2 separate regions of the Homo sapiens genome follow, and region 2 is linked to region 1. A link is an interaction called in ENCODE POLR2A ChIA-PET data of the cell type or tissue named here. Cell type or tissue: A673. All regions are shown on one strand. Each heading gives the region's core, and the rest is flanking DNA. Links, peaks and the distances in the headings are about the cores only.

What was found. Peaks named below come from ENCODE experiments on the same cell type or tissue, not always from the same donor. Only the 100,000 strongest peaks of a DNase experiment are listed, where the experiment ranks them.
Region 2: POLR2A ChIA-PET joins it to region 1 with 7 read pairs; 2 of 35 experiments call an interaction of 5 or more read pairs at or near these places.

What each region holds. Positions count from the first base shown.
Region 1 is chr17:76,769,694-76,772,598 of GRCh38, reverse strand. It overlaps MFSD11 (major facilitator superfamily domain containing 11), which reads right to left. Exons shown (of 13, transcript NM_001242532.5): 10 at 2,728-2,853. Among named protein-coding and RNA genes, the nearest start is that of LINC02080, 28 kb to the left of the region's middle. In A673, for the core only: no CTCF peak of the experiment used is centred there; no DNase peak of the experiment used is centred there; H3K27ac peaks cover 639 bases.
Region 2 is chr17:76,968,065-76,970,969 of GRCh38, reverse strand. LOC105371899 (a long non-coding RNA gene) reads left to right here and starts at 1,771. Exons shown (of 3, transcript NR_136417.1): 1 at 1,771-2,086. RefSeq lists an enhancer at 968-1,592 and a silencer at 1,841-1,920. In A673, for the core only: no CTCF peak of the experiment used is centred there; DNase peaks (open chromatin) are centred at 1,399 and 1,699; H3K4me3 peaks cover 1,477 bases; H3K27ac peaks cover 1,130 bases.

The DNA.
Region 1 (2,905 bases), core at 176-2,675:
TTGCAGTGAGCCAAGATCGAGCCACTGCACCCCAGCCTGGGCAACAGAGCAAGACTCTGTCCTTAAAAAAAAAAAAAAAAAAAAGTTACTAAGGTAGAGCGTTAACAATAGATGAATCCTGTTAAAGGATATTCAGATGTTCATTGTACTATTTTTATTTTTGCAATTTCTTTTTTTGTTTTGGTTTTTTGGTTTTTTTGAGACAGAATCTTGCTCTGTGGCCCAGGCTGGAGTGCAGTGGTGTGATCTGGATTCACTGCAACCTCCCACTTCAGCCTCCCAAGTAGCTGGGACGACAGGCATACGCCACTACACCTGGCTAATTTTTTTGTACTTTTTTTGTAGAGATGGGGTTTTGCCATGTTGCCCAGGCTGGTCTCAAACTCCTGAACTCAAGCGATCTGCCCACCTCAGCTCCCCAAAGTGCTAGAATTATAGGCGTGAGCACTGTGCCTGGCCTATTTTCGCAATTTCTTATCAATTTGAAATTATTTTTTTCAAAAAAGCAGGTTGCCTACAGAAAGTGAGTTTCTTCCCAGGTAGTCTACAGGCAGACACTAAACAAGCACTTACCAGAGAAGACAACCCTGCACTGACTCACCATGGCTAAGCTTCGCCCGCCATTTACATACCCATAACTCCCAACATCAACCTCCAGCCCACGAGTCCCTCCTGAGCATCAGCCTGCATTTCCCACTGGACACTTCTCTACTTGGGTGCCTCTCTGGTACTTAGAGGTGTTCAAAATCCCATTCAGCAGATTTCCTCAAACCCCATCTCCTACAGCATTCTCTCTGCCCAGGTTACTCTGATCAACCTGGTCATCATTCTAGACATCTCTCCTCACACCACCACGCAACTGGTTACTAAGTTCTGCTGAAACCATGTTCTCATTATTCATTCAACACATTTAACTCATTTATTGGATGCCCAATATAGACCTTGTCCTGCTCCAGGTGTTGGCAATAAGGCAGGGGCCAAAAAGCAAAAACAAACAAACCCTCCAAAGTCCGCTTTACCCATGGTGCTTACCACTGCCTGACATACAAAGATTTCTGTTTTTATTGTCTGTATTCTTCCTCAAGAATATAAGCTCTATATGGGCAGGTATTTTTGTCTATTTTGTTGACATGACAGATTACAATAAACCTTTGTTGAAGTTCCTCATATCTAACACAATATTCAATATACTGCAAGTGCTGAACAAATCTTTGTTGAACAAAGAATAACTCGTGGAGCATAATAAAAATACATATTTGGTCTTTGCTGCTAGTTCTTGGCACAGAAATCCTAAAAGGCCTGGAATTTCCTCAGTGATACGAGGGACATTAGTTATTCAGAAAGAGCCACTTTCAACCATACTGAAGTTTACGCTAAGGGGGCAACCCTTGGGGAGAGAGGGGTTGGCCTAGGATAGAGCTTCAGGATGAGGCTGGTTCCCAGAAAGACCAAGCCCTGAGGGCTAGAACTTCCAGGCCCCTTTCACTCCCACTTCAGGGAGGGAAGGCTGGAGATTAAATCAATCACCAATGGCCAATGATTGTTTTTTTGTTGTTGTTAGAGACAGGGTCTCCTTATGTTGTCCAGGCTGATCTCGAACTCCTGGGCTCAAGTGATCCTCCCACCTCGGCCTCCCAAAGTGAATGAGCCACTGCACCCGGCCATGTGGCCAATGATTTAATCAAGCATGCCTATGTAACAGGATCTCCATAAATCCCCCTAAACAGGGTTGGAGGAGCTTCTGGAGTGGTGAGCCCAAAATCCATGGAGACAGAGGCTCCTGCACTTAGGGACCCTTTCAGACCCCACCCTTTGCACCTCCTCATCAGGCTGCTCATCTGTATCCTTTATAATAAACTCTAATAGTCAGGAGAGCATTTTCCTGAGTTCTGTGAGTTGCTCTAGCAAATTATCAAACATGAAGGGGGAAGAGGGCTATGGGAACCTCCAAATTTGTACCCAAGTCAGAGAGGTGTGCCTGAGAGGCCTATGGACCCAGACTGTCTGTCTGTAGGACTGAACCCTTAAACCTGTGGAATCTGACACTAACTTTGGAGAGTTAAGTGTTAGAACAGGATTGAGCTGTTGGACACCCAGTTGGTGACAGGGAATCAGAGAACCAGAGTCAGGAATTCCAAGACTTTCTAAATATTTTAGGAGGAAAAGTCGGGAGACATTGTATGTTTTCTTACACAGGGTTTCCATCTGTGAATTATTTTGCAAATGTTTTATAATTTAGTTATATTAGAATAGCAATAATAGGCCGGGCATGGTGGCTCACACCTGTAATCCCAGCACTTTGGGAGGCCGAGGTGGGCGGATCATGAGGTCAGGAGATCGAGACCATCCTGGCTAATGCGGTGAAACCCCGTCTCTACTAAAAATACAAAAAAATTAGCCGGGCATAGTGGCGGGCGCCTGTAGTCCCAGCTACTCGGGAGGCTGAGGCAGAAGAATGGCGTGAACCCGGGAGGCGGAGCTTGCAGTGAGCTGAGATCGCACCACTGCACTCCAACTCTAGCCTCGGCGACAGAGCGAGACTCTGTCTGGAAAAAAAAAAAAAAAAAGAAAAAGAATAGCAATAATAGAAAAATAAAAACACACGTTTGGGTAAAAATAAGTAGAAAAAACAGAAATTCAAGGACAAAGGTGAAGCACACTTAAAATTTCTATTTTACCTATAATAAACTGATATTTTTAATGCAAACGCTTTTTTTTAAAACCAACCTAAAATTTCTCCAATGCCGATGAAAATGCCAGAAAGTCCAATAAGGCTTTTCTCTTCTGCTCCAAATTTATTTGTAGCACCAATACAGGTTCCATATACACCAGAGAAGAAAGTTAATTCCAGACCTTTAGTTAAAGAAAAAAAACAGATGTCATTTATATATTCACATTTTTGTTT
Region 2 (2,905 bases), core at 188-2,687, 200 kb before region 1:
ATAGGGACTAGCATCCCCATTCTCCTGATAAGAAAACTGAGGCTCAGCGGTGAAGGAACTTGCCCAAACCACCCAGCTGGTCAGCGGCAGAGCCGGACTTGAACTGGGTCTGAAATGTGCTCATGCCAGCGTGCCCTATAGACAGCGACAGGACTTCTACCTCCTCCACAGCCTGGCATGGCCCTGTTTAAATTTCGGTGCTGCAGAAGGAATAGCACTCGAATATAAAATTTTCTTTTTTAATTCTTAGCAAGGCAAGTTACTTCTATAGAAGGGTGCGCCCTTACAGATGGAGCAATGGTGAGCGCACACTTGGACAAAGGAGAGGAAGGGGGCTCTTATCCCTGAGGCACGTGGCCCCTGCTGCTGTGTCGTTCCCCTATTGGCTAGGGTTAGACCGCACAGGCTAAACTAATTCCGACTGGCTAATTTAAAGAGAATGATGGGGTGAGTGCTTTGGCTGGAGTCAGGGCAGAGCAGGTAGCAGGTAATCTGAATGAGTCAGGGTGGAGCAGGTGATCAGAATGAGTCAGGGTGGAGCAGGTGATCAGAATGAATCAGGGTGGAGGACATAATCAAAAAAGGTTGCTTTACGAGAAAGTTAAGTTTAAAAGTAGAAGGCAAAGAATTGAACATAGTGACATATTAATTCTTTGAAAATAAGTTTAGAACTCATATCTAATAGCCCTAAGGTGCAGCCAGGCCCCAAAGCCTGGGCTAAGGCTCAAGAGGCCCCTAGCCAAGGCGTTCCCAACGCCACTGGGTTGCGACCCTTGGGAGTTTTCAAAGGTGAACCTTGGGCACTGCCCCCTTCAGACCCATTGTCTGGGAAAAACAGCCACCTGATTGTTGGCCAAGATTCCGGATTAATCCTTCACCTGCCTGGCCCCAGCTGGCCACTTGACCCAGTGCTGTGCCCCAGCCAGGGATGTGTCCTTGCAGCCAGCAGCCCTTCCTTCAGCATTAATCACGTTTACAGCTGGCTCACAGAGCTGCCAGCCTGGTAGATGCAGCTGCGGAGAATGTGGGTTGAGGGGTGGTGGTAAAAAAAAAAAAAAAAAAACTCGCGGAGTCCAGGGAAGGGGGAGGGGGTGTGGGTGGGAATGACAGGAAAGGAACAGGATGTGAGGTCTAACTTTTAAGGGTAATTGTCACAAAGACTGGAGATTGTAGAGAAAACATTTGCAAAAGCATCTAGCCCACTGCCTCCCCTCTCCCAGAGGAAGTCAGTGCCAGATAGCAAAGAGGTAGGGAGGGGGTCTTGGTGCAGAGGGGGCACCAGGAAGGGCTGGAACGGGGCACTAGGTTCTCCGGGCGGGAAGCGCTGCACAGAGCCACTGGGCGGAGCGGCCGGAACTCCAGGGGAGCTCGCGCTGCCTGCCAGGCTCTTAGCAGGCTGAGCTCATGCAATTGCCCTGAAGACCCCGGATGGAGATCGCACAGTGCCCCCCTCACCGATGAGTCTCACTGCACTTTATGGCAGCCTTGCCTCAAGAAATTTCTATTTTCACCACCAAGGGTTGGTCTTAGGCTTCAGCCTTGGATCCTGCCCTCTGGGGACCCCTCTCCTCCTCCCCGACTTAGGAGGAGAAGGCAGGGCTGGGGCGGGTGAGCAGCCGAGGGTCTCCAGGCAGAGCTCCTCATGCATAAAACAGGCGGGCTTTTCCTCCGCAGCTAATCAGAACCTCTGGGCCGAAAGATGCAAATGAAGGGCCTCGTCAAGTCATTTCCCTTGCAAATGAAGCTGCCGCTCCGGCGCTTTTTCCTCTTGAATACCTCATCAACACCGCAGGTGACCCGGAGCCCGCTGCTCCGCTCGGCCCCGCCCCGGGCAGCTATTTGGCACATTTCAATTAGCGTAACGGGTGCCTGGTAAACAGCCGAGGCCGGCTGCGGGCACCTGCAATCCCCGACCCCCGACGCCCTCCCCGAGACCCTGGAGACGCGGCTCCGCCCCCACCGGTAATTAGGAGATTTTCAAGGCCTATGTCCCCAAAGCCCAGCCCAGCTGGAGAGATCAGCCCTGCGGTCCTGCCGCGCACTCCACCGCCAGCCTCTCGGGAGTCAAGGGATCCGCCTTCAGGGTGTAAGTGGGGCTGGGGAGCCTCGGGAGAGGAAGGGTGGTGTTTGGGGAGTCCAGGCCAGTTCTTAAGGCAGACGGCTACGGGCCACGTCCGCTGGCAGAGCTCAGCTTCAGATAAACCCAGGGATGAAGAAAAACTCAAGCCGCTCACCCTCTGGGTGCCTCAAAGTCTTTCTATCTGTAACATAGGCTAATGAAATTACCTTCCTTGTAGGGACTTAGGAGTAAATGAGATGATCTGGGTATAGCCTTTGCAACAGTATCTGGAACTTAGGAATTGCTCAATAGGGGCCAGGCGCGGTGGCTCACGCCTGTAATCCCAACACTTTGGGAGGCCAAGGCGGGCAGATCACCTGAGGTCAGGAGTTCGAGACCAGCCTGGCCAGCAATGGTGAACTCTTGTCTCTACTAAAAATACAAAAAATTAGCCGGGCGTGGTGGCGCACGCCTGTAATCCCAGCTACTCAGGAGGCTGAGGCAGGAGAATCGCTTGAACCTGGGAGAGGGAGATGGCAGTGAGCCGAGATGGCGCCATTGCACTCTGGCCTGGGCGACGAGCGAAACTCCGTCTCAAAAAAAAAGAGAAAGTGCTCAATAGATGCTAGCCACAATTTTTGTTAATATTCTATCAGCGCTTCCCTGAGTGCAGATATCAAACCCACCACAGAGTGTACAGTGATCCTACTACAGAAATAGCCACTTACCGTGGGAGGGAGGATGAATTACTTAACCTCTGTGCTGCTGTTCTTGAGCATAAATAATGTACCTATTTTGCCTGGCGGGGTGGCTCATGCCTGTAGTCCCAGCACTTTGGGAGGCCAA